Linked DNA regions of Mus musculus: region 1 is linked to region 2. Evidence: chromatin loops called from intact Hi-C (ENCODE). Cell type or tissue: left cerebral cortex. All regions are shown on one strand. Links, peaks and the distances in the headings refer to the core of each region. The heading gives the core; the rest is flanking DNA.

The links. A loop is a pair of places that touch in the nucleus more often than their neighbours do. Peaks named below come from ENCODE experiments on the same cell type or tissue, not always from the same donor. Only the 100,000 strongest peaks of a DNase experiment are listed, where the experiment ranks them.
Region 1: it touches region 2 in a loop (5-fold over the local background); 6 of 42 quality-filtered maps call a loop at or near these places.

The regions. Positions count from the first base shown.
Region 1 is chr8:94,869,194-94,879,567 of GRCm38, forward strand. Dok4 (docking protein 4) reads right to left here and starts at 7,119. Exons shown (of 9, transcript NM_053246.3): 1 at 6,938-7,119; 2 at 1,667-1,875. The coding sequence starts at 1,732. In left cerebral cortex, for the core only: a CTCF peak has its summit at 5,297 (motif pointing right); DNase peaks (open chromatin) are centred at 1,532, 2,047, 5,319 and 7,153; H3K4me3 peaks cover 2,449 bases; H3K27ac peaks cover 578 bases.
Region 2 is chr8:94,997,685-95,008,058 of GRCm38, forward strand. Adgrg1 (adhesion G protein-coupled receptor G1) reads left to right here. Exons shown (of 14, transcript NM_001198894.1): 2 at 4,755-4,829; 3 at 5,567-5,989; 4 at 7,530-7,662; 5 at 8,069-8,216; 6 at 8,516-8,647; 7 at 9,138-9,254; 8 at 9,586-9,631; 9 at 9,881-9,984. The coding sequence starts at 4,766. Among named protein-coding and RNA genes, the nearest start is that of Adgrg3, 15 kb to the right of the region's middle. In left cerebral cortex, for the core only: a CTCF peak has its summit at 4,174 (motif pointing left); DNase peaks (open chromatin) are centred at 3,162 and 4,180; H3K27ac peaks cover 3,056 bases.

The sequences.
Region 1 (10,374 bases), core at 1,379-9,378, 130 kb before region 2:
GGGAGGGTAGGCGCCATCCCATTTCCATTCCATTCAGCACACCCCCACCCCTGATCCCTGGAGACTGAGATAAGACACTGCCTGGGGCAACTGCCAAGCCTAGCCCCTCACAAGCCTGCACAGTAAGCTCAGGTCTGTGGAGAGTAGAATTCCCTGGACACAGTGGATACCAATCTGGGCCAGGCCACACCCCACCCCACCTGCCAGTTCTTCCCCTGGTCTGTCCACTTCTCTACTTGGGGTCTGGGAATCCTCCTGTAACAGGTCTGACACGGACCGCACAGGACTGTCCTGTTGCCAGCGCTTTCCTGGTAAGCCCTGCCCTGGCCAGAGCTCGGCTGGCCCCTGCGGACTTGCTGGATCTAAGCATAAGGGATGGCAGCAGGAATGAGGTCCCCATTCCCAAGGCCTCTTTGCCTGACCTTAGCCTTGCTCTTTGTTCTGTCTTGGAAAGAACAGAGTCTCTATAGGCTTGGGCCAGTGAGACTCTGAACATACCCAGCAGCCCTGCCTGCCTCCATCCACTGATGGCCCAGCTGAGAGCAGTGGACTGCTGGCCCTTGCCTGGACACAAGATGGCTCAAGAAGAGCCCCAGAACCCCAGGAGGAACAAGAATCACCCCCACTCTAAGGTGGCCCTGAGTAAGACAAGTGGCCCGTGGGCATCTGTCACCCTTAGGCTAGCCCAGCTTTAAACCCAACCCATCAAGGTAGCAGGGAGGGATCAGAGACTTGAGTCACCTGTCACCAAGGCTTGCTTTCCTGCTGAGAAGAGCCCCTCAGTGGAGGTAGGGGACAGCAGGGGATCAGAGGCTTCAAAGGGAGCCTGGAGCCCTACTCATGCCCCTGGGGATGTTTCCTCCTCTGGAAACCAGGATGGGGTAGAGAGAAGGGGTATGTGCCCTTCCAAGCCCCAACTCAGGGCCACCAACAACAACTCCAAGGAAAGCAGCCTGTCCCAGAGCAAGGGCCGTGGTGCCACCCACACATGGGGGAAGTGACAGCACCCCTCAGCCTCTCTGGCCTCAGCCCCTGATGTCCCTACCCCTACCTTGCAATGAGCCACTCTCCTTCCCAAACAATTCTTTAGCACCCAAAGCAACCAACCGCCTAAAATATGATGAGGGCAGGCTCTAAACACATTGAGACACGGGTGTGTGGCAGGGCGGGCAGGCAGGCTGGTGGAGGTGGGGAGGGTCACTTTAAAGAAAAGAGGACAGAAGAGGTGGGGAGCAAGGCAAGGGAGGGAGGGAAAGGGAGTGGGGATCAAGGGGAGGAGGCCCGGGAGCCAAAGCTGCTCTCCTCTCTTGACAGCCTCACTCTCCAGTCACTCCCGCTACCCGGTGGTGGCTGCCACCTCTGCTGCTGCCAGTGCCTCTGCCGCTGTGGCCACAACTTCAACAATAGCGGGGATGCCTCTGCCAGCCTGTCAGCTACCACTACTGGTCCAGTGGCCGGGATGCCAGCCAGCCCAGCTGGGGCGAGAGATGCAGTAGACGGAGGCTGGCTAGCCACATGCCAGCCAGCCAGTGTTGAGAAGCCTCAAACCACAGTCACACAGTACCCAGTGCTGGCGGGCGGGCAGCATGTCCCCACACACCATGCCTCCAGACCTGTCCGTCCTCAGGACTGTTTATTGACCAGGGCCCCTGCCAGGGTGGCTCACCCCGAGCTTCCTGCTCTTCATCTTCACATAGCCTTGCTTGACGATGTCGTTGAAATTGGTCGCCATGGTTGCCCCGCTGTCTTTGGGGTGCCGGCCGGGCTGAGTCCGGGAGGGGTGCCCAGGTGGCTTGGTGTCCCCCGATCACCTGTTTAAGACACTCCTCACCTCCCCCGCCTCAGCATTGTTCTAGCAGATCCTTCGCCCAGCTCCTGCCAGAAACCCAAATGACAGGGAGATTAGAGCCAGTGACATCTTTCTCTCCCCCTAGCTGTCTCCTTCTTTTTTTCCTTCCTCTTCCCACACTCCTCCCTCCCTCTGCCTGCCCGCCCTTCCTCCTTCTCTTCCTCCCCACCCCAGGACGGCAGAACCATTCAGGAAAAAGCGAGGTGGAGGCAGAGCAGAAAAATGGTCCAGCCCAGTCCCCTCCCTCAAGGCTGGGGCTGGCAGTTAACCCCTTCCTGGGATGGCTGCCTCCCGTTCTGCTTGCTGTGGAGGTGAAGGCAAAAGAAGGGAAGGAAGGAGGCGGTGGGGTTTTGGAGGAGCCTGGCCCCTCAGCTTGGTGGCAACTGGCCAGCCTCTTACAACTTCAGGGCAGACTTAGAGCAACTTGCCAGAGCACACACCCCCTCCTGAGGACTTCCAGGAAATGGTGAGGCGGGTGTGTGTGTGTGTGTGTGTGTGTGTGTGTGTGTGTGTGTGTGTGTCAAGAGATGGCCCAGGGTTCTGTACCTACAAAAGCCTACACTTCCATCCCACCACACTATACCTGGTTCTCTCCAGCCTGATGAGGCTGTGAGTCACCAGCTCAAGCTATTCAGACCCTGATCCTGGCCCCTGGACTCTTGGGCAGCTCTTCTGGGGACTGGCGTTTCCTGGGCAGGAGGGCAGAGTCCAAGGGGTGAGGCCCTGGATAAGTCTGAGGAGTGTGTGGGACTGTGGGCTGTGGCCTCTGAGGAAGTAGACATTTACCCTGGCCTTGGAGCTGGAAGGAGCAGGCCAGTCTGAGGGTAGGGACAGGGTCCCAACAGGACACTTGATCTGGCCGAGCCAAGAAGAGGTATGTTCTGAGCACGGGCAGGCATTAATTATATAAAGGATGACCCAGGGAATGGGATGTAGCCTAAGCAATTCAGGAAACTTGGGAATAGCAGGAGAGAACTGGGCTCAGTTAACACAGACCCAGGCAATCTCAGCCATGGCTCAATCTGACACCTTCATTCTATACACTGGTAAAGAAAATACCCCAGAGAGAGTAAGCCACTAGGCTTAGGTCACAAAGCAAGCCCAGGACACAACCAAAGATGAATGAGAAGTTCCCCGTGTGGAACACAATCTTGTAGCCCCCTTTGGCTTCCTGCCACCACCTAAGCTTTCTCTGCCATGAAGCCGCAATAGTCAGGGTTGTGCTCCCCACAAGACTCCCCACATCTCCAGGATCCTTGGGTGGCAATGCAGTAGCATTTCTGGGGTCAGCTGGACATCTGTGCTGCCAGAATGGGGCCCTAGGGCAGGCACGCATCTCAGTCTGCCAGCAGCTTGGTATTAATTAATCTCCTAGAGGGCCTGTCTATTGAGTCCCTAACAAGGAACAGATGGGACTCCATTGGGCACAGGCAAACAAGAGGTGGGGCAGAGGGGTTACCTCTCTCTTCTATGTAGTGACAGTCCCCTCAGCCCTTCACATCCTCTATCCCAGCTCCCATGTCCAGGATGTTCCCACAGCAAGTGCTCTGCCTCTCCCAGGTCTAATTGTCACCAGTCCTGTCACACCTGGGCTCTGGCAGCCAAAGAGGGGTCAGTTTTTCCCAGCTCTGTCTCCACCACCTCCCTCTGGTGTTGTCTTGACCCCAGGACAAGCTCCCTCCTAAGATGACCAGCAAGCTGGCCACTGGCGGCTGGTCCAGTTTTCCAACCTGTCCCCAAGAAGTCGCCAGGCCCTGGGATCTTCTTAGGTAGCCCAGACAACAAGGAATACAGCTCTCACAGGCTGTGCAGTCCCTCAGTTTTGGGGGGGACATTAATTTTGGGGGGGAGTAGGGGAGGTTGGGGGATGGGGATATTTTTTGTTTTTTTTCTCCAAAGGATCCAGGTAGAATCCTGATGATATATACATGCAATCCCAACACTGGCAGTAGGGGTAGAAATTCAAGGCCAGTCTTTCTCCTTTAAATGAGGAGTGAAGCCAGGAGGTAGCTCCATTCTCCAGAGCCTCCTGCCCAGCCCAGGCCCCCATTACAAACCAGTCTCCATAAACCCGATGAGGCTACTTCTTACTGGCTCCATCAGCCATCTCCTCTGTACAACCCGTGGTGTTCCCAAGAACACCCAACACTAGAATCACTGAAAAGTAACGTCTATGGGACAGCCCAAGACCTGCCTTCTCTGGTCTCATTCAAGTTCCCAGTTAGGTTGTAGACGCAAATACTGACCCAGTCCCAAAATGGAGTGCAAAGAGGGTTGGAAAGAGAGAGCATCAAGAGAGGGATCCAGGGCTGGTAAGATGGCTCAGTGGGTAAGAGCACTGACTGTTCTTCCGAAGGTCCTGAGTTCAAATCCCAGCAACCACATGGTGGCTCACAATCACCTGTAATGAGATCTGAAGCCCTCTTCTGGTGTGTCTGAAGTCAGCTACAGTGTACTTACATATAATAAATAAATAAATCTTTGGGCCGGAGCAAGCAGAGACTGAGCAAGTGGAATTGACCAGAGTGAGCGGAGCGGGGCCAACAGGAGTGAGCAGAGGTCCTAAATTCAATTCCCAACAGCCACAAGAAGGCTCACAACCATCTGTCAGTTACAGTGTACTCACTTACATAAAATAAATAAATAAATCTTTTTAAAAAAGAGAGAGAGAGAAAGATCCATGGATTTAACAGGCAACAGGGACCCATGCCTTACCTGCACCCCCTACCAAGACTTAGTACAAGATTTTAAACAGAAAGTAATCCCCAATCTGCCCCAAGCCCCCCCTCGAAGGCTCAACAGCCAATAAGTAAGGGCAGGAAAAAAAAAAAAAAAACCCTACCTATCCATGGCCACTACTAGTCTCTCACAGAGGGACAGATCCCTCCAAATGTGTGGCACCCTCAGCTTTGGACATGAAGTCTTTGAGTACTGTATACTAAATGGGCGAGATGGGTTTCCAGTAGCCATTCTCATGGTTTTAGGGTTAAGCCTCCCACCCACCTCTCCTCTATCCTAGTAGTATCAATGTGGATGGCTATTCCTGGAGGGATAGTAGCTGCCTTAGTCCAAGCTACCACAAACAGCAAAACTGGACAACACACACTGCTGCCCTTCCCAGCCAGGGCAGCATCCTGTAGGGAGGATACAGGAGGCGTTCTAGAGCCCTCCCTACCCACCTGCCCCATAGGCTGCACTAAATGCTCCCTCCCAGAACCCTGCCTGGAGGCCTTGGCTCGAGAACAAACACCACAGAGCCTGAGTCCTGCCTGGCCAGGCTGCCCCACCCTTGACAGATCTGATCTTATCAGGGCTGCAAATCAGCCCTACCTGGACACTATCTCACCGTCCTCGGTCTGTTTTCACTTCACAGCAGAGATTTGATTGCAGGTGGGTTGTCTCCACCTTAACTACCAACTGCCCCATCCCTGTGTGGTTGCTGTCTGCGACCAGCAGGGGGCGCTTCCATAGATCCCTAAGCCCCAGAAGGTTTGGTCCAAGGAGAGCCAGCCACAAGTACTGAACCAGGCAGAGCGAACATGGGGGGGTCAGGACATCTGAACACTCATGGTCCCCAGCAATGTGGTCCAATGCCTCATACCACTGCTGTCTGTTCTCCCCTGGTACCCTGCCACCTCTCAGTACATAAAGCCTTCTCAGTAAAGTTCACTGCGCTTGCTTTTTCCTGCCTCTAACTAAACTCCCTCCCATGGTCTCAAGTATATTCCACTGCCTCATTTGGAGCTCCGCTGAAAATCTGCCTCCTCCTTCAGGCCCTCCTGACACCCTGGCCTTGCTAATTAGCTGTCTCTCAACATCCAGTGTTTCAGTCTGTCACATGTCACTATGAGATTTGATGTTCCCGGTTCCTTCATCTGTCACTTGGCCATGTAGGGACACCTACAATGACAGTTCCCAAGCCCCTTCTATCTAGCTATAGCTCCATCCCAGTGACCAGGACACTGATAAAGGACAGAGTGGATGCCAATCTAGGGAGGGACACTAATTATATCTAGCATTGTCCCCATCCTTTCAACACCATTATCAGCTCTGCTTCCAGAGAGTGTAAGCGGCAGCGGGCTCCCACTTCTCCACATCTCGGTGCCAACTGGCAAGACCAGCAAAGTCCAGGAGAACCAGCCGGGTCCGTGATCCACAGTTTGTTCAAAGCTGCCTCAGGGGACTTGTGCTGCTGCTGACACTGTCTGAGCCTGGCTAGGGGCCCCACCTTGGCTGGGGTTGTTGGATGAGGTCACATCCAGCCTGGTGCCCTGCCCAGGAATACCCAGCACCCAGGCACAGAGACTAGCAGCAGAGCGAGAGGGACACAGCTCCTGGGACCTACCTGGGATACCTACACAGCAGCCTGCATTTCTCCGAAAAGGGCCCTCAAAGAATGTGCAGGAAGCGCAGCCCCTGGAGGCTGTTGGAATGTGCTGGAGCTGACACCTGGCCCCTGGCTGCCCTGTCTTATCAAAGCCCTCCATCCAAGTGTCTGGCAATTGTTTTGCTCCCACCGCTCCACGCAGGCAGATTGCACAGAACTCCCGACTGCCCAAGGCTCCACTCCGGTCCTTATGCTGTGACAGATAGCTGTCTCCAAAAGAATGTGTACAGACTCCCAGAGCCAGAGGAGAAAGGTTTTAAGGCAGGAGGCTGCTAGCCCGGAGGACTGCAATGAATAGGAATGCCACTTGCAGGTCGGATAGGCAGTAAAAGGAAAGTGTCTCTTGGAATTTGGGGAGCAGGAAGGCGAGGAAGGCTGCTTCCGGGAAGAGGCTCAGGGAACCGGGGATCTGGGTTTCTCTGATGGGTTACATGGGGAATACAGGTGAGGTAAGACTCACACCTGCGCTTCCTAGAGATGGGAGCTGGTTGAGGACGGCTCAGGGAGTTTCAGGGTCTCGCTGGCTTCGAGAGGCGCGTCTGAGTCCTCCTTCCTTAAAGTAGGACGCTCCCATAGCTGGGAGAGCCCGCGGGCTCCGGAGGTGACCACAGGCGCCCCAGGATGAGAGTTGCGGGAGTCTCACGTCTCGGTGAGGCCTAGGGATCCCCCCCCCCCCCCGCGCTTCGTATTCCCCTATTTACCTAGGCGCCGAGGCCCGGGCCGGGGCGCTGGCTCCGCGGGACGCGGGGCGGGCTCATGCCCGCGTCTCGGCGCGGCCGGGAGGGGAAGGTAGGGTGGCGGCGCGCGGCTCTGGTTGTAAGCTAGAAGTGAAGCGCAGCCGCCAGCTCCGGATCCAGAGGAGACTCGGGAGGTAGCTGGTTCTGCTGATCCGCGACGCCACGCCCCTTGAGGCCACGCCCCGCGCCGCCCTGGCGCCGCGCCACGCCCCACCGCCACGCCCCCGCCCATCCCTGGCATCGTGCCACGCCCCTTCTCGGAGCCACGCCTCGTCCCGGAGTCCTGCCAAAGTCTTATTACTAGGACAGAAATTTCCGCCTGGCAGTCTAGCCCTCTGCTCACTTCTAGTACCCACCTCAGTCGCACCAGCTCCTCCCTGAGCTCTAAAACTCAAACCCACGTGGTCTTGCATCTGCTGGAGGCTGAACCCTATATCAACTCCCAGTCCTTGAACCTCACCTCCCAACATCAAGAGTCAGTACCCTGCTAGACATACACTTTGCTACCATCCAGTCCTGCTCAGTACCTGCCCCACTTCCCCAATCGCACACTCAGCTGCACTCTGTGAGAGATTAGCCTAATGCATGAAGGAATCAAGAACCCAGTACCCACGCATGTATATCCCCTGCCCCGTATCCTCCCAACCCTACCTCCCCACCCCCTCTGCCGGAACACTAGAGACTCAGCCTTGTCCAGCAAAGTAAAGGAGCCATTTTCTGTCCGCTTAAAATGTCCCAGGATTGTCACTAAAGTGTGTGTTAAGTGGAAGCCACGGGGCTATAGGACAGGAAATGGCTTTCTTCTTCCTGGATGCTAAACTGAACCTCCTGACCTTCCCATGACCTCCTGACCTTCCCATGCAGCTTCCAAACTTGACCCTCTGCTTTACTTCAAACAGCAGCTCATAAAGTCCTCAGCTCTCAAGCCCTCAGAGTGAACTGCTTTCATCCTGGGACACTGCTAGAGAAGCTGTATGGCCACAGAGAAAAAAAGAGAGTTTCAACAAAAAGAGGCCTCTTAGCCTGGCCTAGTAGTACTTGTCTATAATCCCATGCTGAGGCAGGAAGCTGATGAGTTCAAGGCCAGCCTTAGTGAGATCCTACTTAAGAAAGAAAGAAAAAGAGAGGGGGGGAGAAAGAAAGAAACAAAAAGAAAGAAAGAAAGAAAGAAAGAAAGAAAGAAAGAAAGAAAGAAAGAAAGAAAGAAAGAAGAAAAGAAAGAGAGAGAGAGAGGAGGGGGGAGGGAAGGAAGGAAGGAAGGAAGGAAGGAAGGAAGGAAGGAAGGAACCTTCTCTAGGTTCAATCCCCTGAACTGCAAATTAATTGTAATAATATAATGAAATTTAGAAGTATCATCTCTAAGTGGGATTCCTAAACTTCATTCTCTTTCAAAATTTTTACTCAATATCTACTTCTACCCACTGTGCTAATTCCCTTTTCTTTCTTTCTTTCTTTCTTTCTTTCTTTCTTTCTTTCTTTCTTTCTTTCTTTCTTCCTTCCTTCCTTCCTTCCTTCCTTTCTTTCTTTCTTTCTTTCTTTCTTTCTTTCTTCTTCTCCTCCTCTTCCTCTTTCTCCTCCTTTTTTTTTGACACAGGATTTCTCTAGCAGTCCTGGAACTGGATGTATAGACCAGGTTGGCCTTGACCTGCCTTCTTCTGCCTCCCAAGTGCCACCATACCCAAATTTGTATCTAATTTTTGGCTTTACACTTATAAATCTGTTTGTAGATCCACATGCGGGTGGATGGTCTGACACAGAGTCAATCTGAGTCCCTGATGTTTTCCTACCCTGAACGTTAGCAACTTGAAGTCACCATAGGGAGTTTCTATATCCGCAAAAGTGTCCCTCTGCCCCCTTCCTTTCTCTCCTCAGTAACCCTGGGGGACATCTTGGGGTTCCCCATTTCTACAGCTGGTCGAAGGTTTCACAGCTGGAATCATAAAAAGTGTAATCCCTGGTGGTTTTTCACTTGGTAACTTTTGTTAGTGGTGACTGAACCCAGGGCCTCTCAGATGGTAGGCAAGGGCTCTACCACTGAGCTACATCCCAGCCTTAGTTTTTACTTTCTATTTCAAGACAGGCTCTCAATACCCAGACTGGCCTTGAACTTACTGCGTAGTCCAGGCCAGCCTTAAATGTGTAATCCTGCCTCAGCCTCTGGAATAGCTGGATTTATCAGTTATGTGTCCAGAGAGAGCATCTTGCTCAGTTTAGTCAAGCCACAGCATGAATCCATAGCTGCTTTGGTGGTTGTATTGTATTGTATTCCAGCATTCTGCTGTATGGGTGTACCACCATCTGTTTATTCATGCACCATTCAAGGACATCTGGGTTGTCTCCAGGTTTTCTGCTATGGATGTTGTGAATAGGTTTCTGTGTAAACTCATGCCATCCTTCTTGGGTAAATGCTACAGACATAGTTCTGAGCTGTGTAATTACAGGTTGTCACTATTTATTTATTTATTTGTTTGTTTGTTTGGCTTTTTGAGACAGGGTTTCATTGTGAATCCTGGCTGTCCTGGAACTCACTCTTTTAGACTACTTTTTAATTGCCAATGCAATAGTTATATCCTTTAACCTTCCTAGCTGCAACAAAGGAGTAATTTATCCCATGCTCTCCAGCATTTGATTTCATCACTACCTTTTCAGTTTGGGGGGCTTTGTGACAATGAAAAGTTATATCTCATTGTGGTTTGTTGTTGACTTTTGAGAGTTCTTAACATATTGGAAGTACTGGACCTCTTTTGAATATGTGGTCTGCAAATATTTTCTCTGTTCTTTACCTCTTACCATATATGTAATGTATTCTCTTCCCTACTTTTTCTGTGTATGTGTGTGTGTTTATGTATATGAGTGACCTATCTTCACACGTACCCAAAGAGGGCATCAGATCCCATTACAGATGGTTGTGAGCCATCAGGTGGTTGTTGGGGATTGAACTCATGGCCTCTGGAAGAGCAGTCAGTGCCCTTAACTGCTGAGCCATCTCTACAGCCCCCTGTTTTGTTTTGGTTTTGGTTTTGGTTTTTTAAAGGATTTGGGTGGTGTGTGTGTGTGTGTGTGTGTGTGTGTGTGTGTGTGTGTGTGATTGTACGTGAATGGCACATGTGGGTAGATGCCTACGGAGGCCAGAAGAAGGTGTTGGATCCCTTGGAGTTGGAGTTATAGGTGGTGGTGAGTCACTCATTGAGCGTGGGAACCAAATTCAGGTCCTCTGGAGGAGCATTGAGAGCTCTTAACCACCGAGGTCTCTCAGCCTCATCCTTCCCTACTCTTCCCTTTCCTTCCTTTCTCCATCCCTCCCTCCCTCCTTCCTTTCCATCATTTCTGTGCAAGGAACCAAACTCAGGGAATGCGGTACCACTGAGCCACCTCCCAGTTCAACTGATACTCTTATAAAA
Region 2 (10,374 bases), core at 713-8,712:
TTTTTATTATCATGCAGTCTAGACAGATTCCTGAAGCCTGAAGTCACGGTGCTGCCCTGTGACCCCAGTGCTCCCTCTCAGTGAGGGGTAGGTTCCGAAGGGGTCAGCTTGCTTGGGTGTCAGTCTCCCAACTGTGGAGTGGGGGGCAGATGCAGAAGGCAGAGCCCAGCATTTACCCAGAAGCTGGGGACATAGCCCAGTGAGCCCTGGCTGAGTGGGGAAGGGTAATGCAGGTCTCCTGGGTCTGGTAAACAGCTCCTTTGAAGATGTGGCTATGTGGTGCTGATAAGTGAGGAGTTGTACTGATGAGCCAAGCCTGGAAGGATCCCCTTAGCCCTGTGCCCCACTCCTACTCTAGCCTTGGATGTGTGTTTGAGCCACCTCCTCCGCAGAGATTGGAGTCCACGCCAGCCATCCTCCCGTTCCTCTTTACCCAGTGCTCACTGCAAGTGCACACTCATGGGCTCCAGGACACACACACACTTGCAGCTCTGCACGTTCATACCGTGAAGGCTCCTATCATCTCCCATCCTCTCCCCGAGTTTCCATAGCTCCCAAGGAACACATTCTACAACTGTACAAAGTAGCTGATGGTAAGCTGAGGCCACTTCAGTTTCCCCAGATAGGCCCTGGGTCGGTCACAGGAGACTCAGACCTGGAAACTAGTTAGCTCCTGCCTTCCTTGATCTGGCTTTATCTCCATCTCTTGCCGGAGGCCCCTCAGATGACCAGCTCCCTGCCAAATACTGGGAGGCCATATATCATGTCGTGGGGAAGGGACAGGGATCAGGAGAGGCAGGCTGCCTTTGTCTCTTGTCCACATTTTGTTCTTTCACAGCTGAGTAAATCCAGCAGACCCTTGCCTGGCTCCTGGGTACCCCCTGGCCCCCATGGGTGGCCTGTCAATCACTGGATACTGCCAAAGCCAGACTCTGGGCCACACCTGAGCTGTGGTGCAAGGATCCAAGCCATGTCCTTCAAAGTATCTTTCCTGGGGTTGGTCCCCATACACTAGCAGTTTGGGGCAACTCTGATGAAGCCAGCCCTTATCAGGGAGGCTCACAGGGCCGTATATGGCTGGGAGGAAGTTGGATACTCCTGGTGCCTTGGGCTTTGAGCAGAAGGTCACAGTGGAAATCTGTCATTCAGAACTCAAGAACACATCCCAGCAAAGACCTAAAGCTATGACAGATGCCCTTAGGATAGCTAATTTGTAACCGTAGTGGGTGGAAAGGGGTCCCGCTCAACATGTGAGGTGACAGCCCAGGAAGGGTTAATTTAGAGCTCTCTTAGTCCCGTTCAACTTCCACCTCCATCTAGGAGGAAATGGGTTTTCCAGGAGCTGGTGGCGTCTAGGTGACGCAGGTCCACATAGGATGGCAGGGGAAGTGACTCAGGCCTCGGGAGAGAAAGTGAGCTCTAATATTGCTGCTGCCCACCATGCTGGCCCTTTCCCTAGCAACCAATCATGCTAGGAATGGTGGGGGCTCACACAGCCTTAGCCCCCCTCTATCTTGTGGAATCCCTGGGGACCCTGTGATTTTATCCATTGTATCAGGCTGGCTCAGCGTGTTCTGTTCTTAGCATGTTTACGGGAAGCTGAGGTCAAGAATAACAGCCACTCTGAAAGGGGTTGTCAGTCCAGCAACTTCTGTCTAGGCTGGACTTGCCTGCTTTGTGCCCGTGACCTCTGTAGCTCCTGCTTTTCTCTCTTTGGGGGACCCTAAGCCAGGGGGGTGTGTACCTCAGGAACTTTTGAGGAGAGGGCTTGGGAGCAGCCTTGTGTGCTCTTGTGAGAGATGGCCTTTTTCTGGCCTCAGTTTCTGCATCTGTAAAATGGTAAACCCGGAACAGTACTCTGCAGATGTGGTTGTGACTATTGGGGTGGGGCTGCTAACATACCTTCTCAGTAACCATTGGCTCTGGCAGTGCTGTGGCAGGTGGCATTTGGTGGCTGAAGCCGGTCTGCTTTGCCGTTCTTCATCTACACAGGCCAAAGGTGGTCCCTAGGAGGTGGGCCTCTGCTGCTGGCTGCAGGGACTAGGGTAACCAGATCTTGGGATGCCTGCAGGAGGCACTAGGGTGCCATCCTATGATGTTGCTCTTACCCTTTGGAGTGTGAGGCTGGGTGGCAGGTGTGTGTGTGTGTGTGTGTGTGTGTGTGTGTGTGTGTGTGTGTGTGTGTATGTGTGTGTGTGTGTATGTATATATATATATGTAGGCCTGGGAGGGGGCTCAGGCAGGAATGTGCTGAATGGATAAATAGGACTCTTCCTGACCCATGTGGTGGTCCCTTAGCTATCTGAAGAGACCCCCCTCCCCAGTTGTTCTCCTTGTCCAGCTTCTGGCAGCCTGTGACATTCAGGGCCAGCTAGGAGGGAAGTTCTCTGGGTGGGGTCACAGCCTTCCCGATACTCTGTCCGGAAGGGAGGTTCATGTTCTAGGAATTTCCCCTCAAGTGCTCCGAAGGCCAAGCTGGCCACCTGCAGTAGACAGAGGCCTAAGGAGGGGAGCATGGGATAGAGAGTTGGGGGGAAGGGTCTGAGTCAGGGACGGAAGTGCACTGGTCGGAAGGTACACAGAGACAGTCTAACTTCAGTGGAACCCCATGTGCGCTCCCCACCCCCACCCCCAGTTCAAGGCCCTTTTTGATGAGTGGTAGACTTAATTCTCACAGTGACAGCTGAGGTAGGTTTGATTTGTAATCCTCTTTACAAGAGAAGGAAATGAAGCCCAAATATGGTGTAGTTAACTTAAGAGCACACAGCTAGGAAAATAGAGGGGCAGGGATTTGAAACCAGGTGATCTGGCTCTGGAGTCCACTCCACCAAGAAATCCAAGCAACCATCCTCCTCCTCCTTACCTCCCTCCTCCTCCTCCCCCTCCTCCCCTCCTTCTTCCTCTCCTTTTCCTCTTCTTCCTCCTTCTCCTCCTCTTCCTCTTTCTCTTTCTCCTCTTTGTCTTCCTTCTCCTCTTTCTCTTCCTCCTCTTCCCTCTTCTTCTTTCTTCACTTCCTCTTCTTCCTCCTCCTCAAACCCCAAGAATGCAGACAGGGGTGTTTATCCTCCTTAAAGTGACTCCACAAAGGTTCGAAGTGGAGGGGAAGTCCCTTGTTTGTGCTTGATCCCTTCCATGGGTTGCCATGGTGATCCAGCCTCACTGTGCCCCGCCCATGAGGCGGAGCTTGCTCCCTTCCCTGCCTCTTTTGTTCTCAAGGCCATTTGGGGAGAGTCAGTGCAAGACAAATGGCTCTGTCCTGTCCTGGACCCTGTGCTGACAGTGGTGGCCCACTGAGAAGGCAAGAGCCCTTCCTAGTTAGCTGTGTGACCACATGAAGTTGTTGGCTATCTCTGGGCTTCAGATCTAAAACGTCACAAAATGGAGATCGGATGGAAGTCTCAAGTGATTTGTAAGCTTCAAGTTAAAGAGAGGAATCTGTCTGGAAGAAGAGAGATTTGGGTTAAAGGTTGAATGGACAGTGTCAGGGACAGCAGAGAGCAGAAGGGAAGAGATGCTGGCCTTCTGCTGGCAGTTTGATGCAGGGAAACCCATGCCTCCATGGAGGGAGCACGCTCTCCCCTACAACTTTCCTGTTCTCCGTGCAGTGCTCTGGCACCGGATAAGGACCGTGGCCTCTGAAATTGACCTTCCCTTCTGCGTGTTTCAATGCTCCTCATGCTTGGGTGTATGGGACTGGCTCTCACTTGAAGGGCCCAGGGTGACCAGAATGAGACTGGTCCAGAAAGGAGACAGCAAGATCCTGCTTGAGCCACCCAGTGCTCAGTTTAACCTCTGCCTCTTCTAGGAAGCCCTCCTAGTTTTCCCCCCAAATTCAGATTGCCTTTGCTCCCTAGGTTTCCAGCCTTCCCTTTGCCTAATGGTGGAAGATGAGTGTCTGTCACTGTGGTCTGACACAATTCCCTACAGTCTGAGGGATGGTAGTCGGGGGTATGTCAGCACCCACTTGGCCACTGGGCCAGCTGGGAGGGCCAACAACGGAGGACATCGCCAGCGGTGGTATAGTTCATGTGGGTGTAGTGTAAAGAAGCACCCAGCTAATAGTGACCCATGGAGTCAGTATGGAGAGATGGAGCTGACCCTCAGGGCGGGAGCACATAGACTAAACCACACCTCTCTGCCACCAGCTTCTCAGGTCCTGGTGGCTGGCTCCCCCTAGTGGTCATGACAGGAAACATCCTTCCCTCCAGCACTTTTTATCACGTTCACCCTGCTGCTTTCCTGCTTCCGCCTCTGTACTAGGCTCTGTTTCCTGAATGAGGAGGGACTGTGCCAGTTGATGGCGTGTGGATAAAAGATTCAGGCAGTGGGGCAAGGGGTGGGGTTATCAAATGTCATTGTGACTGGTCCCAGGAGCAAGGTTCCTGTAACTACCTAGGCCTTAGGGACTGTGACACTTGGTTCCCAGGAAAAACTCAGATAGCCCGTTCATTTCCCTGCATCTCCTCCAGGCCTGGCAGATGCAGGATAGTGTTCAGGTGGATCTAGACAAGGCCCCTCGTGGCCCCTGGGCTCCTCTGTGAGCCACTTACACCTTGTGGCAGAGCAGCAAAAGGCAGAGCGTGTGGCCATGTCTATTTATAGCCTCTTGATGCTCTGGAGAGAAGCCTGACCATTACTTTGTGACCTTTAGCTCACTCCCATCCATATACAGGCCTCCCGCTGTGGCGCTGGCCCCTCCCCCATTCCCCTGTCCCCGTCCCCACCCCGGTCATAATGTTCTCACTCTCTTCCAGGTAGGAGTATAATGGCTGTCCAGGTGCTGCGGCAGATGGTCTACTTCCTACTGAGTCTGTTTTCTCTGGTGCAAGGTAGGCTTTCTTGGGGCCCAGGGTTTGTGGTGACTTTGTCTAATGCCTCCATGTCTGTGTGAGGGCTCTCTGTGTAAAGGATGGGTCTGCAAAGCAGCCCTGAGGGCACCTTGGGGGAAAACAGGCATCTCTTCCTTCTTAGATGCGGCTCCACAGAGCGAAACTTGGGATGGGTGCAGTCCTCTCTTCCTTTGCAGGGAGTGTCCTTGGACAGTGCACACGTGTGTGTGCCACAGTCTAATACAATCATGGTCTCATTAATTAAATAATTTGCATTAAACTTTGGCTTTTGACTTTGAAACAAAATCGCCCCCCCCCCCCCCCCCCCCCCCCGCTCCCCTGCAAGACAGGCTTTCTCTGTGTAGCCCCGGCTGTCCTAGAACTCACTCTATAGACCAGGCTGGCCTCGAACTCAGAAATCTACCTGCCTCTGCCTCCCAAGTGGTGGGATTAAAGGTGCACCACTGCCTGGTCTGAAACAAATTTTTTATCTTCACTTTTATCTATTTATTTATTTATTTATCTATCTATTTATCTATCTATTTATTTATTTGTTGGAAACCAGTAAGGTCTAGCAAGATAGATACATTGTTATACATTGTTGTAGACTGATAGATACATTGTTGTAGACCAATAGATACATTGTTGCAGACCCTTGAAATCTAGAGCCTTAGAATGTGTGTGAGTCCCAGGTCCTAGCCCCTGGCTGGTCCTGTTTATAGCCTCTGCCTCCTCAGGTGCACACAGTGGCAGCCCCCGAGAAGACTTCCGCTTCTGTGGCCAGCGGAACCAGACCCAACAGAGCACCCTCCACTATGATCAATCTTCAGAGCCTCACATCTTTGTGTGGAACACAGAGGAGACCCTCACAATTCGTGCCCCCTTCCTGGCAGCCCCAGATATTCCCCGCTTCTTCCCAGAGCCTAGAGGGCTCTATCACTTCTGCCTCTACTGGAGTCGCCACACTGGGAGACTCCACTTGCGCTATGGCAAGCATGACTACCTGCTTAGTAGCCAAGCCTCCAGACTCCTCTGCTTCCAGAAACAGGAGCAGAGCCTGAAGCAGGGAGCCCCGCTGATCGCCACCTCTGTCAGCTCCTGGCAGATTCCCCAGAACACCAGCCTGCCTGGGGCTCCGAGCTTCATCTTCTCCTTCCACAGTAAGGCTGGGGGGACATATGAGTGTGGGGTGGGAGTCACGGAAGACATGGAAAGCCCATGGAGGAGGACCTGGGTGCTGATGGCAGCTATTGTCACCTGACCTGGGTATCCTCTAGGAGGATAGGTGGCTGGGGAGGGGAGGATTGGACTGTTTTGCCTGTCCCTGTTATGATCTGAGATCTTTGTGATGACCATAGCATCACTTCAGCCATTAGGAGAGCATCTTAGCTACTTTTCCTCTCTATGATAAAACACTCTGCCAAAAACAACTTAAGGGAGAAAGGTTTCCTTTGGCTCGCAGTTCTACGGCACACTCCATCATGGTGGGGGAAGTCCTGATGGCAGGTGCTTGAAGCAACTGGTCATTAGCATTTGTAGTCAGGAAGCAGACAATGATAAATACTTCTGTTCAGCAAGCCTAGGGGATGGTGCTGCCCACTTTTAGGGTGGATCTTCCTACCTCGGTTAGCCTAACATAGATCCCTCACAGACATGGCTCCTGTCAGGCGGATGAGCAATATTAATTATCACAGAGAACAAGGGATGGAGAGAAAGAGATTATTACTTACAGGTCCTGAGGTGCAGTGCACACCTGGAGGTCATGCTTATATACACACAAAGGTCAGGACGCAGCGGGAGGAGGCTAGGGGGGAACATAACTTGATACATACCTGGGAATGTAACACTAGGAAATGTGAGCTCTGGCAGAGCCACTCTCCAGCCAGAAGGCCCAGCTTCTATTCAAAGTACAGGGGCTGGAGGAATGGCTTAATGGTTAAGAGCATTTGCTGTTCTTGTAAAAGATCCAAGTTCAGTTCCCAGCAGCTACAATGGGTTGTCCCCAAACATCTGTAACTCCAGTTCCAGGAGCCCCCACAACCTCCTCTGGTTTCTGTAGGAACCCAGTGTGTACACAATACGTGTTTATACACACACACACACACACACATTAATTAATATTAAATCATTAAAAAACAAAACACAGGTAGAAGCAACATAAACTGTGGGCATTCCGTGTACCCTAGTATCAGCAAAGAGGAAACTGGGGTACAGGGAGCTATGCAACTAACAGATTGGGGCTTTAGGATGTGAAGCTAGCAGCTGATTAGCAGGGACAGGGAGAATTAAGGGTTGGGGAAGCAGGGAGGCTGTCAGGGAGGCCTGGGGACCATGACCTTGTGGGTCAGGAAATGGATGCTTTCTCACTTGGGTCTCCTCCTAGAGACACCCATGTTTCCAGGGGCTCAGGTAGAGATGGCGAAGCTAGAGACTGGGAGATCCCCAAAGCTGGCACAATAACCCACATAATCACATAATTCCCGAGGAGATCTGCTTAGGCCTGGTCCCTCAGAGCCTTCTGTGCTCATGTGTAGCAGGCCCTAGGAGACACAGCCCCACTTAGCTGGCTTCAAGTATCTGTGATCTGTGGCCCCTCTGCCTCTTGGGCCCTTGGGTCCCTCTTCTGTGGAGTGCCATATGAGGGTTGCATAAGGCTGTATGCTGGCCGTGGGAACCTCAAGCAGTCTGTTGCCTTCCCAGATGCCCCACACAAGGTCTCCCACAATGCATCTGTGGACATGTGTGATCTCAAGAAGGAATTGCAGCAGCTTAGCAGGTACCTGCAGCACCCTCAAAAGGCTGCCAAGCGGCCCACCGCAGCGTTCATCAGCCAGTAAGTGTGGATTACCTAACTAGGGGATGATGGAAGGTCTAACCTGGGCTAGGAGGAACTGGGAAATCTTCTCTGAGGCTGGACCTTCCTCATTGGCTCCTGCTGGGTTGTCAGTAAAGACAGATACTAATGCAATGCCCGGCCTCTTCCCTACAAGAGACTCCATCCTGGAGTCTGGCACGTTGAGTTCCCGAGAGAGGTTTGGACATAGCATAAGTGGGACATAGGCATGAGCTGAATTCCAAAGTACTGTCCCTCGCTGCCACTCCCTTGAATCTGCATACTCAGCTGCCTGTGTCCTTTGTCCTCAGCACCCTCTCCTCTCTGTTCCTGTCTATCCTGTGTATCTAGACCATCACCACTACCCCCTTCCCTCTGTCACCTGCCATGTTCTCCCCCACACCAGGCAGTTACAGAGCCTGGAGTCAAAGCTGACCTCTGTGAGCTTCCTGGGAGACACATTATCCTTTGAGGAGGACCGGGTCAATGCTACAGTGTGGAAGCTGCCACCCACAGCCGGTCTAGAGGATCTGCATATCCACTCCCAGAAGGAGGTCAGTGCCCTAGGGTGGGGTGGGCTAGAAGGGCAGGCAGGAGCACTCCCTACAGCATAGCGGTAACCCTTGTTTTCCCCTGGGTCTGGGGACAATCCACAGCCCACAGGGAGAGCTGGTGTCTGAAGATCCAGGTTGCAAGACCCCACTGAAGACCTCTTAGCCTTTGCTCCTGCCACCCGACTCCCTGGTCTCTTGTGGGGTGGCCCAGAGCCCAGTGTTTAGAAGGGGGTTGTTTGGCGTGAGGGGGGAATCTGGGGTGTTTGCTGGGCCGGGAACTGAGGATCCTCGATATGCAGGAGGAGCAGAGTGAGGTCCAGGCATACTCGCTGTTGCTTCCCCGGGCCGTATTCCAGCAGACCAGAGGCCGTCGCCGGGATGACGCCAAGAGGCTCCTGGTAGTAGACTTCAGCAGCCAAGCTTTGTTCCAGGTACGGAGTCTCCTCTTACCTGCTCCTAGGGTAACTGATAATACACACACACACACACACACACACACACACACACATATGCAAATATATGTATATGGGTATATATATACATATATGTGTATATATGTATGTGTATGTATATATATATGTATACATGCATATATACATATGGGTATATACATACATACATACACACACACACACACACACACACACACACACACATATCTGACAGAGGGGTGGAAAGGTGGTAGCTAACCTACTCCAGGAGCCAAATACAGGCAGGAAGGGCCCTCCAATGCACAGAGCTCCTAGGAGAGGTGTGAATAGTGCTGTTCTCATCCAGTGTGAATGACCAGCAAGACCCTCAGAGCAAAATGTTAGGAGCGACAGTAGTCTAGAAAGGGTGGGCAGAGGCCTTCTTAGCTTTTCTTCTTCTCAGCCTTAAATCTCCAACCTGTCCCCCCTACCCCCAACCTCATCTATCTAGGACAAGAATTCTAGCCAAGTCCTGGGTGAGAAGGTCTTGGGTATTGTCGTGCAGAACACCAAAGTCACCAACCTCTCAGATCCGGTGGTACTCACCTTCCAGCACCAGCCTCAGCCAGTAAGTGTGAGCAAGCCAACCCCAGGGCAAGGGTCCCTTCCTGCTGGGTCACATGTCTGCTTCCTGTGTCTCCCAACCCACTTGTCTTTTATGGAAGGGTTGCCCAGCAGCCAGCTCCCAGATTGGGGGCGGGGGTGGGGACTGCAAGGTGGGTAGTGAGGTGAATAGGAAGGTTAGGCCGTAGGAGGGAATGCGGAGGGTGGGTGATAGAGGGAACATGAAAGATGAGCAAAGAGAACACAGAGTGGTCTATAGAGAGAAAACGCAGGGAGCTGGCTGTGGAAAGGAACAGAGGCTGAGTTATGGTGGCCCATGCTTCTTGTCCCCACAGAAAAATGTGACTCTGCAGTGCGTGTTCTGGGTTGAAGACCCGGCATGTGAGTAGGGCGGGGGTCTCTAGGGGAACAAGTATCTGGAGGAGGCATGGAGTTCTGTTGGGGTAGGAGAGAGGAGAAGCCCCAGGGATGAATTTCTGGAGAAGATGGGCGTAGGGGAAAGGTGCGACGGAGGCCAGGGATCTGCTGGTGGTGCAAAAGTTTGCACCAATGACCCAGTCTTGTGTGGAGTGCATGGTGGGTGGGGTCTTGAGGACTGGGGTTGACCAGGGTCCTGTGCTTTCCCCTCAGCAAGCAGCACAGGGAGCTGGAGCAGTGCAGGCTGCGAGACAGTGAGCAGAGACACACAGACATCCTGCCTGTGCAACCACCTGACCTACTTTGCAGTGCTGATGGTAGGGGTCTCCCCGAGATCCCCCTGCAGTCCCGCCACAGGCCAAGCCCATGTCCTGTGTCATGTACTTGGAACCGGCTTCCTCATTTAATCCCAAATAACCTGCCAAGATAGCTCTGATCAATCACCCTATTTCAAAGGATGCTGAGGCTAAGTACTGTATATAAGGCTGCACAGTGTTGGTGTGTGACGAACGTGCAGATTCCTGCTCCCAACCCACAGGCCTGGGCCAGCAAACTGTTTCCTATAGGCCCCCAACTGGAAGCCACTGAGATGGGCTCTTGCATTCCCCAAATATCAGAGGCTTTGTTGAAAATATGCTAAGTCAACAAAGGCATAGACTCTGCCCGACCCCAGCTCTGCTGAGCACAGTGGGTGAGCATCTGCTAGG